Linked DNA regions of Homo sapiens: region 1 is linked to region 2. A link is a loop called in an ENCODE intact Hi-C map of the cell type or tissue named here. Cell type or tissue: breast epithelium. All regions are shown on one strand. Links, peaks and the distances in the headings refer to the core of each region. The heading gives the core; the rest is flanking DNA.

Region 1 (5,378 bases), core at 281-5,280, 52 kb after region 2:
TTGTGTTCATGTCACTGGGGCTGGATACATTATTTGAACAGATGTACACAATCTGGAAGTGTTGTGTCCCACAGTGAAATGTCTCCAACTGCTTTCTATCAAAGTACATAAATGCTATTTGCACCTGCATTTATGTTAATGATATAAAGGCAGCAGGGGTTCTGACAAAGTGAGATGTGATGCTATGAAATATATTTACATGGTTAATTGGAATTTCTGAGAGACTCTGCTGCCAAACGGCCACACTGACAATGATACATACCCAAGTAAATTATCCGATTACCAGCCTGTTTTTCAGGCAACAGAAATACAGCTATTTCGGCCGGCCACAGTGGCTCACGCCTGTAATCCCAGCACTTTGGGAGGCCAAGGCAGGCAGATCACCTGAGGTCAGGAGTTTGAGACCAGCCTGGCTAACACGGTGAAACCCTGTTTCTACTAAAAATACAAAAAATTAGCCAGGTGTGGTGGTGCGTGCCTGTGATCCCAGGTACTTGGGAGGCTGAGGCAGGAGAATCGCTTGAACCAGGGAGGCGGAGGTTGCAGTGAGCCAAGATCACACCATTGCACTCCAGCCTGGACAACAAGAGCTAAACTCCGTCTCAAAAACAAAACAAAAAAGAAAAGAAAAGAAAGAGGAAAGAAAGAAATACAGCTATTTTAAACAACAAAAATACTCATAATCTAAATTTACTAATATTTTAAACTCTAATATTTTATTTCAACTTCCATATATGGCTGGTCTACTTTATGGTTTTAGGCCACCCAGGTCATTTCCATTTATTCTAAAAGGATATTTCTACAGGCATGTGTGTGTTTTCCATTTGTTCTTCTGTCAACAGTATAACATACTAATAATGCACAATGGTATTTTGTAGAAGTTATTACATCAGAAAGTTCCAATTTCCAACATTAAGTAGTTAACCAAAACCAGCTTGCAAATGTCAATCTGTACTTGCTCTGCAGCATAAAATGGTACCAAAAGTCCAAGAACAGCATTTACACCACTTGTTAAGATCAAAATGTTTCCATATGAATATCACATATTTGGAAACATAATATTTTGGTAATACATAGGGAATGATATTTTCCCCCAATAGTGAGGTCATAAAGCAATGTTAAGCACTAAATGCAAAGCATCAAATTACAGTGGTACTCCTTGCTACTGTGTGTTCAATGTGAGGGCTGGAGAGTCACAGATCTTGCAATAGTAGTTTTCTTTGTAGCTTTACTGAACTAAGAATTTATGGTCACCTTCAAATAATATGTTACTTTATTAACTTGAAATTTATAATGCACAAAGTCATTTTATCTGAGAAAAACGTCATAAAAAATAGCTTTTATTCTGTAAATTATCCTGAGGCTTCTACTGTGCTTTCAAAGTTTTTACAAGGTGTATTCATATACAGTTGATTCTCATTATTTGTAGATTCTGTATTTGTGAATTTGCCTACTTGCTAAAATTTATTTTTAACCCCAAAATCAATACTTGTGGTGCTTTCACGGTCATTCATGGACATGTGTGGAGAAAAAAAAAGTTTGAGCCACTTGACACGCAAATTCCCAGGTTAGGCAGAACAAGGTGATGTCCTGCCTTCTTCTTTCAGCTCTCATACTGTAAACACGCATCCTTTTTACATTTCAAAAACTGTCACTTTTTTTTTTTTGCATTTTTTGTGCTTCTTTTTCTTGGTGATTTTACTGTTTACTTACGGTCTCCAGCATAGTGCTGGGTGCTGTCTAGTGCTCCTAACACAAGAGAACTGGGATGTGCTCTACGGAGAAAACACTTGTATTAGAGAAGCTTTGTTGGGGCATGAGTTATAGTGCTGTGTCTCTGAGTTCAATGTTAAAAAATTAACCCTGTCTATTAAATAAAGTATCTTTTAACAGAAATACACTTATAACAAGGTCATGTATCAGCTGTTGACAAAAATGTTGTGACTAGAGGCTCACAAGAACCTATCCTTGAATATCGCCTAGGAACAAATGGCTCAGTATTTGCTAATTCAGTGTTCCTAATAGCCTTCTAGAATATAAACACTACAAATAATGAGAATCAACCATACCTACTGCATTTGACTGTTACAGGATGAGAATTACTATCTCCATTGGAAAGATGAAGGGACTGAGGTTTACTTATTTGGCCAAGATCACAGAGCCTAAAAAGAAGCATGTAACAATGACCAGAGCTCAGCTGTCCAGATCAGTGTTCCTTCACCAGATGGAGAGGAAAGGGGAGATATGGCCAAGGAGGAAAAGAAAAAAATAGAGAGCTTAAGAAAATAGCTTTCATACCATGTTCGAAAGAGTGAAACTACGATTAGATAACAAGAATAAACCACTTTCAGGTTAAATCCCCATAAAAGGAAACCCCTGCTTGGATAGGCAGCCCAGTGTTATTAATTACAACAGCTGCAAGAGAGGAGCTTAGTTTGGTTTTATTTTCCCCCCTTTGCTTCTTTTGCTCATTGTCTCTTCAAAGGCAATAAATACTTGTTAAATGAACATTTGCTTTCATTGGCCTTAGAATTCCATCCACTTTGGTGTTTCATTAAAAAAAAAGATGACAATATTTTCACAGCAACAGGTGTGATTGATTTATAAAAACTGTTTGAGAGTTTAAAGCATTTTATACATAATTTAATATGCATTTTGAGAGCCTACTACATGCCAGGACGCTTTAAATCCTACTAAAGATAGAAAATTCATCAAGAACTTTATAAAAGACCTAATTGATACTAAGTCCAAAATAAGTAAGGTCTTTTCCTCAAACTTTAAGAATGATATGAGTATTAACTAGCTCCTCCCTAAGTATGCCTTACTTGAGTTCTAATATTCTTATTCACAAATACCAAAATGTTAGGTCTGTAAGCTGTAAGTATACACTTTTATGTCTGCAAGACATAGAATACATTTTTTAGACAGTATCATAACCATTTTTTATTGAATCAGAAAATCTAGGGGTTTTTAAAAAAGATTCAAATATGAATTCACATGATAGACAGTAATGGCTGTGGTTGTGCAGTCAAATCATGTAAAGATTTGGGAAATTAGTAGTAGCTGTACAGCACATGTCCAGCTAACTGCAGTGGGTCCAGAGGGGGCCGCCTGTGTGTCTGCGTCAAACCATTTGCTCTCTCCACCCCGACTTCTTACTTTTATGAAATAGAAATAACACTCACAATTTGAAAACTACCTTTAAATAACACAAATGTTATGACAGAGTTGAGAAAAGTGGTAGAAGAACTGTATAAGAAAACTTTTCTACTTGCAGAAGACTTGTCTAGGAAATGGCAAACTTAACTGTAAGGCTGACAAGTGACTAAGAATTGAGAGACTCGGCCAGGCACGGTGGCTCAGGCCTGTAATCCCAGCACCTTGGGAGGCTGAGGTGGGCGGATTACAAGGTACAAGTCAAGCAAGTGGAATTTAAGCCAGGGGGTTAAATTCAAGATCAGTCTGGCCAACATGGTAAAATCCCCTCTCTACTAAAAATACAAAAATTAGCCACGTGTGGTGGTGCGCTCCTGTAGTCCCAGCTATTCGGGAGGCTGAGGCAGAAGAATCACTTGAACCCGGGAGGTGGAGATTGCAGTGAGCCGAGATTGCACCACTGCACTCTAGCCTGGGTGACAGAACAAGACTCTGTCTCAAAAAAAAAAAAAAAAAAAAAAAAAAAAAAAAAAAAAAAAAGAGGTCAGGCGCAGTGGCTGACACCTGTAATCCCAGCACTTTGGGAGGCCGAGGCGGACAGATCACGAGGTCAGGAGATTGAGACCAACCTGGCTAACATGGTGAAACCCCGTCTTGACTAAAAATACAAAAAATTAGCCGGGGGTGGGGGCAGGCACCTGTAGTCCCAGCTACTTGGGAGGCTGAGGCAGGAGAATGGCATGAACCTGGGAGGCGGAGCTTGCAGTGAGCCAAGATCGCACCACTGCACTCCAGCCTGGGTGACAGAGTGAGACTCTGTCTCAAAAAAAAAAAAAAAAAAGAATTGACTCCAGTAAAACAGACTCTCACTTGACTTAAATGAAGATTCCTTCCTGACCAATGAACAATGAGACTTGCATTAACCAACTGTGTAGGAACTTAAAATTCATTCTGACTACCCAAGATACAAACTTCAATGGTCAATTGGCATAATCACAGTGAACTACTTCTTAGCACATAAGACACATACATTGTCCCTGTCAGAGAATCATTTGGTGATACTGCTCACCTGTATGAGTTTTCTTATATGGGAAGTAAATAAATTCACTTGCATTTTTAATCAGTGTGGTGACTTTGTCTTTCTTTCACCAAATCTAAATAGTTGGCCTTATTATGTTGTTTTCATGCCTCTTTTTTGAAAAACACAGTTTAGCTCATCATTTGAAAATAACAGACAAAAAAAGGAGGTTATGGAAAACTAAATTCTATCCCTAAATCCTGAAAGAATGATATAGAAAATTGTAACAAAATAAGTCTCATGAACATCTCAAAATTCTATAAATTATATTCTCACACAGAAAGGAATAACGGTGACACTAGTTTATAATAGAAAAATCTGTAATATAGTATAACTTATCGTTAGAGTGACAGTACAATGTTAAATCTCTTTATCTGAAATTAGATAACATTTAAATAGAAGAAACCAGAATTTCAAATTTGTTTTCTCCATTAATAATGCTGCCAGCTCTTCCTAGCTTTAAACCCCTGGCTTAAATTCCACTTGCTTGACTTGTACATATATGTTAATATCCTGAACAAATGTCATCTCCTCCATTTTGTTTCCTGACCAGCCTCAAAATCTCTGGCTTAGCCAACTGTCCTTTCATTCTGATTTTCAAAGTATGTCATACTCACTTCTAGTACAGCATTAGTCATGCTTTATTCTAATTAAGGACATGCACATATGCTGTTCCAACAGGATTTTAGAGCCTAAAAGCTCAGGCTCTGTATGATTTACCTTTGGATTCTTCATAGCATCTGATAGTTCCTCGTATGAATTACCTTGGTGATCATTAAACCTGCTTCTACCATATGAACTTTGTTTGGGGACAGTATGTTAGTACAGCATATTTTCCTTAATTTAAGCCTCACAACTCTGTTGGTGATGTCTTATCTGAATTTTATACAGAAATGCATATAATACGTGTGTATGTGTTTATAAGTTGGAAATTCAAAGGTATCATAATTTATAGCTAGCCATCAATGGTTTGTTAAATAAATCAATCTGCATTTAATTAATAAATAGCATGTGCCCAGCAAACTTCTCATGTCACACAAATTATGTACATGCAATTAAACAAATATATATGTAATATATTACGTGTGGGTGTGTGGGGGTGTGTGTGTGTATATATATATATATATATATATATATATATATA
Region 2 (5,378 bases), core at 161-5,160:
GCTGTGTACATTTATCACTCTCCTGCAGAGAGTAATAATAGTCCCTGGGACTTGGTGAGGGCTCATTATGTGTCAGGCACTATTCTAAGAACTTGACGTATTAACTCCTTTCACCCTGTGAGCCAGGGACTGTTACTACTCCCATTTTACAGAGAGGCTAAATCATACCCAAGGTCACACAGCCAGCAAGGTGTAGAGCTGGGGTTTCAAGTCTTTAACTCACTACACTGCCTCCTTGGGGAGAAGGTTTAAGACCTGTATCCTTTCTGGTCATATGCTCAGAAAACAAAACAAAACAAAACAAAACAAAAACAAAAAAAACACCAGACGTGTGGATTTTCAGCCAAATATTTTTCAGTATGGATTTATGGATTGAGGTTACCAAAAAGTCTCCTCTAGAGGCCGGGCACGGTGGCTCATGCCTATAATCCCAGCACTTTGGGAGGCCAAGGTGGGTGGATCACGAGTTCAGGAGTTTAAGACCAGCCTGGCCCAGATGGTGAAACCCCGTCTCTACTAAAAAATACAAAAATATTAGCTGGACATGGTGGCGGGTGCCTGTAATCCCTGCTACTTGGAAAACTGAGGCAGAGAATTGCTTGAACCCGGGAGGCGGAGGTTGCAGTGAGCCAAGATTGCGCCATTACACTCTAGCCTGGGCAACAGAGCAAGACTCTGTCTCAAAAATCAAACAAACAAACAAAGTTTCCTCTAGAATAACATGGGAATCTAAACATCTAGAGGACTCTCCAGGTGGCTGGGTTTTAGGTATGTGACCATGGCCCTCAAAAAACGAGACTGAGGCATGTGTCTGTGATCCCCGAGCCCCCCCACTGGGGAGAGGGCCAGGAGAGAGGGAGAAGGGAGCTCAGGAGTTGAGAAATCCCTTCTTCAACCTTCATCCTAGGGTTAGATGCTGGAGAGAGAACCAGTCCAAAGCTCTGTCCCGTGAGCTGCCAGGGAACCCCATGCATGGTACTGGGGTATTGGAGGGAAGCTGGTTCAACTCACTCCTCAAAGTCAACCCAACCACGGTGCAGAGGGACCCATTTTGTGCAGAACTGCAGTACTGTGCAGTTTTGGACCTGTCCTTTGGACCTGAAATCAAGGCAGGCTGTGGAGTCCACTCTGCAAGCTCTCGTGTCTGTTCATTGAGTTACCAGCAGCTTCCTGCCACTGGCCCGTGTAGCCCTTGGTCAACAGGCCATGACTACAGCTACTGGCCTGGAGCCAGTGCTGTCGACAGGAGGAAGTGGGCTGGGGCTTGGCTTCTAAGGCTGTAGGGGCTGATAAGTGGCCAAGCAGGACCCTGCTCATGCAGCCTTGACCCAGAGGCATCCCTGCAGGCTGGCGGGTGGAGGGGCTGACCTCACTGCCCTCGGGCTCGTCTGGCCTCCTCTGGCCTCGCCCTCTCTGGCGGGTCCCCTTCCCTCTGGGTGCTCCAAGTGCTGGTGAATCCAACCTGCTCTCTCCAGCCAACCCCTCTCCTCTCACCTCCTGACATACAACTGTCCACCTGACATGTTCAAACGTCACTGCCCCACCAGGCCTGCTCATCCGGCAAACTCCCCAGCTCAGCTGATGTAGGCACGGCTTTGCTAACCTCAGCTCCAGAGGTGGCGGGGGAGGAGGGTCAGCTAGGGAAGCCCCAGCTGTGACAGAGACACTTTTTCCTCCTCTCTCTAGATCTCAGGAAAGCTCAGAGACCCAGGACCCACCTAGGAAGGTGGCTGTTTTCAAGGAAGAGGGGCAGTTGGTAACTTGCCAGTCACAGACTGGACTGGCGGGGAAAGGTTGGAAACTCCTGAGAGATGGGCAGGTGAGGAGTCCCTTGGCCTCCCCCAGCACAGAACAGACAGCCACCCTGGTGTCCTCTTGTGTCTCTGCAATACAGTGAGCTCCTGAGGGCAGGACCTGCGTGAGTGGAGCTCGGAACCTCGCACAGGGCAGGTGCTCACTAAGGGCTTGCAGGCAAGCTAGGCAATGGCCTCTGGGGACACTCCCTACGACGCCTGCACGTTTTTAGCAATGAGCAAACACTCTGCAGGGGTGTCTGAGTAGAAGCTGTGGGCTCCCCAAATCTTGCCGCGTGGTTGGTTTCTTGGGATCCGCCAGTTCTGTTCGAGGGCAGTCAGCCGCGTCTGCCGCAAGGCTATTCCAGAGTGGCCCCACCGCTCCACCCACTCTGGGTAACTCATGGGCACACCCTGGAAACCAGAAAAACAGTGGAGCTCTGCCTGTCCCCGAAGGAAAGAATTACATTGCCGCAAGCAATTTGGAAAGGAGCAAGGAGCTTGGAAACTCGGAGCAAGCGGAATCATCTCCTACCGCCCCGCTTCTGCTCGGCTCAGGGCGCACGATGAAAAGGCTGAATTTGTCACATTTCCCCACACTCAGTCCCAAACAGGCTATCCCAGTCGTCTCTCCCTCCGGAGGAGACCCCTTCCCCTTCACAGCTCCCTTGCAGCTCTCTTTTTTTCTGCTAGCTTGCAGCTTTAAGGGGTAGGAGTCCGATTCTGAAGCTTGAAGCCTGGGCCACTTTTCCACAGGGTGCTTGGCATTGCCGGGGACCAGAACTGTAACCGCCCGGAGCTGTACGAACCTGCACACAGTCTCTGCCCAGCCGCCCAGAGTCCATCCTGGCCTTTCTCTCCAGTTTCCTCCCTTCATGGTCCCAGGCTTTTTCCCCAAAATGAGAGAAGTCCCCAGCTTGGAATCCCAGAGACCTGCAAAGCCGTAAGGAACGGCTCCATTTTGCATGACGCTAGTTAGCCAGCAGATCACTGGAAAACTCAACTACATTTCAAGCAAGCAAGTTGGAAAGAATGTTGGGCTTCCCTGGGATTTAATATGACAGGTTTCTGGCTCTGTGAATTTAGATAAGATTAACTCTTCATTCTTAAGGAAAGAAAAAAAACCCCAGCTCTCTGCAATATCAGTTTAGGGGGAAAATGTGCTGCTTTGAAAGCATCGAAGGCAGTCCGATTTGCACGTCCCCTCTTTCTGGGGCTGCATACTTTCTGTGTCTGATAATATGTTTGTTATACCTCGTCTCTGCCAGGGACACATACAGTAAATTGTCAGCTCAAACCATGTAATCTTTTAACCATAAGGTTCCAACATCTGTTGACCAGTTGTTGCATGGTTGAATCATTAACATGGCTTCTAATTTTACTCTTTGAATTTAACATAAAACATTTTAATGAGTATATGTAATTCATACTTTCCAACTTCAGAGAGTCCTGAAAGAGAAACCTATGCTTTTATAACCCAAGCCTCTGAAGTAAACAGTTTTATTTTTAAATCTCATTTCCTCCCGTTCCCCTTACACAAATGCATTATAAAACAGACCCATTGGACGTTATCTCCCTTTCCAAAAAAAAAAAAAAAAAATGCATTCAAATATTTGTCTAGGTTTCGGTGAAGAGTCCCCTAAGCTTTGTGCTCATAGGATATGTCAGATGGGCCCATTCTTCATTTGGAGATTAGATAAGGCTGTGAGCCCCCATTCCTCCATCTGTAAAAACAAATTGAAAACTGGCATAAGAAAGACAATCCCTGAGTCATGCTGGGAAAATTCGGTTTTAAAACTTGCTTTCGCTCTCATGCCTGTTTTTACTGAAATGAGATGGATTTAGTCATGGTTTGTTCCTGCCAACTGAGTTCACTTTTCCCATTTCCCCCTTCTCTGGGTATGCCTTCAACCTCCAGCCTCGAAAGTGACTGCGTTTGATTAAATGCAATTTTGGATTGAACTTTTTATTCAGAGACATTCCTCTCTTAATATATTTTGAGGTATTTTTTAGGAACAGACTCTAACAGGCCAGAGTAGAAATGTTCAATCCGATAACGTGTGTGACTGATAAAGCCCTCCCTCTAACAACTCCTTGCTATAGCTGTGTTTATCATTCACTAGCTCCTGGAGAATTTCAGAAGGAATCCCATGTTAGCATCTGCTTCCTCCTGGGGAATCTTCTTTATTTCTATTTTTTATTTTTATAGAGACAGCATTTCACTCTGTTGCCTAGGCTGTAGTGCCGTGGCGTGATCACAGCTCACTGCAGCCTCGAACTCCTGGTCTCAAGTGATTTCCCCACCTCAGCCTCCTGAGTAGCAGAGACTATGGGTGTGCACCACTACATCTGGCTAGTTTTTAAAATTTTTTGTAGAGATGGGGGTCTCATTATATTGCCCAGGCTGGTCTCGAACTCCTGGGCTCAAGTGATCCTCCCATGTCTCAGCCTCCTAAAGCACTGGGTTTACAGATGTGAGCCACCATGCCCAGCCCATGACACTTTCAAAGCAAAAGGCCTGGAACTAACCTTGCTAGTGTGGCTTCTTAACTCCTGTTGGAAGTCTCTCTCCTAAGAGACCTTCGACAGCAATGTCACTAAAGAACGACCGGAGTGAAATGCCTTTTGCTTGTGACAGATTAAAGAAATAGCTTCCTTTTGAGTCTCTCAAGTTCAGGCAAGTTCAGAAGCAAGATCACAACACAGCATTTAGTGTGTGGCCAGAGATAAGGCGACCCCAGTCAAGATAAGGTTCCTCTGTGCATTGGTGGCTTTGTGTTCAGTGCTACCAGTGACTTGGGTACTTTCTGGGAGTGTTACGAGTGACGTGGGTACCTAGGAGTGAAGCAGAAGAAAAGTGCTACCTCCTTGGCTCTTGCCTAGCCAGGAAAGAAAAATGACAAGCAAGTAAATTGTGTGCCTATGGCAGTAAAGTTTTCCTAACAAAAAGCTGAAGAAACTTTTCTAGATATTTTAGGGGGACTAGGGATTTACTGCGAATCTAGAATTATTGGGGGACAGCACTTGTAAAACATAATTTTCGAGCTAGGGGCCAGTGATGGGGCGGGGCTCCAGCAGGGGCTGGGTGATGGAATTGGGGAGGAATTTAGAAATCATCTAGTCCAAGGGCTTTCTTTTGAGATGAGGAAATGGAGTGTGCATGAGAGGTGTCACCCCCAGCAACTTTCCGTGTCAGAAATTCTCTAAAGAAGATTGAGGGAGAGAAGAGAAGAGATGGGTAGCCACAGGGGAAGGAGGAAGAGGGATTCAGAGAGGGGGCCAGGAGAGAGGGGAGCAGGTGAGGAGAGAGGAGGGAGTCAGAGGCGTCGGCTGGGAGGGAAGGAGCCACTCCCGCCCTCTGCAATCCATGGCTGAGCTTCGAGGTGGCGCGGGTTATTTCAGTTCTATCCCCTGAGCTCTTTCCCCTGTCCCTGCCCAGTGGCAGCACAGGCTTCCTCAGGAGGAGTTCTGTCTCCCTCCAGAGGAGCAGGCCTAATGCAGAAGCTAGAGCGGTGCGTGTTTCAACAGAACACAAAAGCAAATCTCTATGGAGATCATGCATGCACAATGACACAGCCCATAAAC

The links. A loop is a pair of places that touch in the nucleus more often than their neighbours do. Peaks named below come from ENCODE experiments on the same cell type or tissue, not always from the same donor. Only the 100,000 strongest peaks of a DNase experiment are listed, where the experiment ranks them.
Region 1: it touches region 2 in a loop (15-fold over the local background); 3 of 110 quality-filtered maps call a loop at or near these places.

The regions. Positions count from the first base shown.
Region 1 is chr10:30,868,771-30,874,148 of GRCh38, forward strand. The region is part of intron 5 of ZNF438 (zinc finger protein 438); the gene reads right to left. Among named protein-coding and RNA genes, the nearest start is that of LINC02644, 150 kb to the left of the region's middle. In breast epithelium, for the core only: no CTCF peak of the experiment used is centred there; no DNase peak of the experiment used is centred there.
Region 2 is chr10:30,816,928-30,822,305 of GRCh38, forward strand. LOC124902405 (a long non-coding RNA gene) reads right to left here and starts at 4,386. Exons shown (of 2, transcript XR_007062104.1): 1 at 4,323-4,386; 2 at 3,278-3,517. RefSeq lists enhancers at 809-1,730, 1,126-1,175. In breast epithelium, for the core only: no CTCF peak of the experiment used is centred there; no DNase peak of the experiment used is centred there; H3K27ac peaks cover 2,967 bases; H3K27me3 peaks cover 295 bases.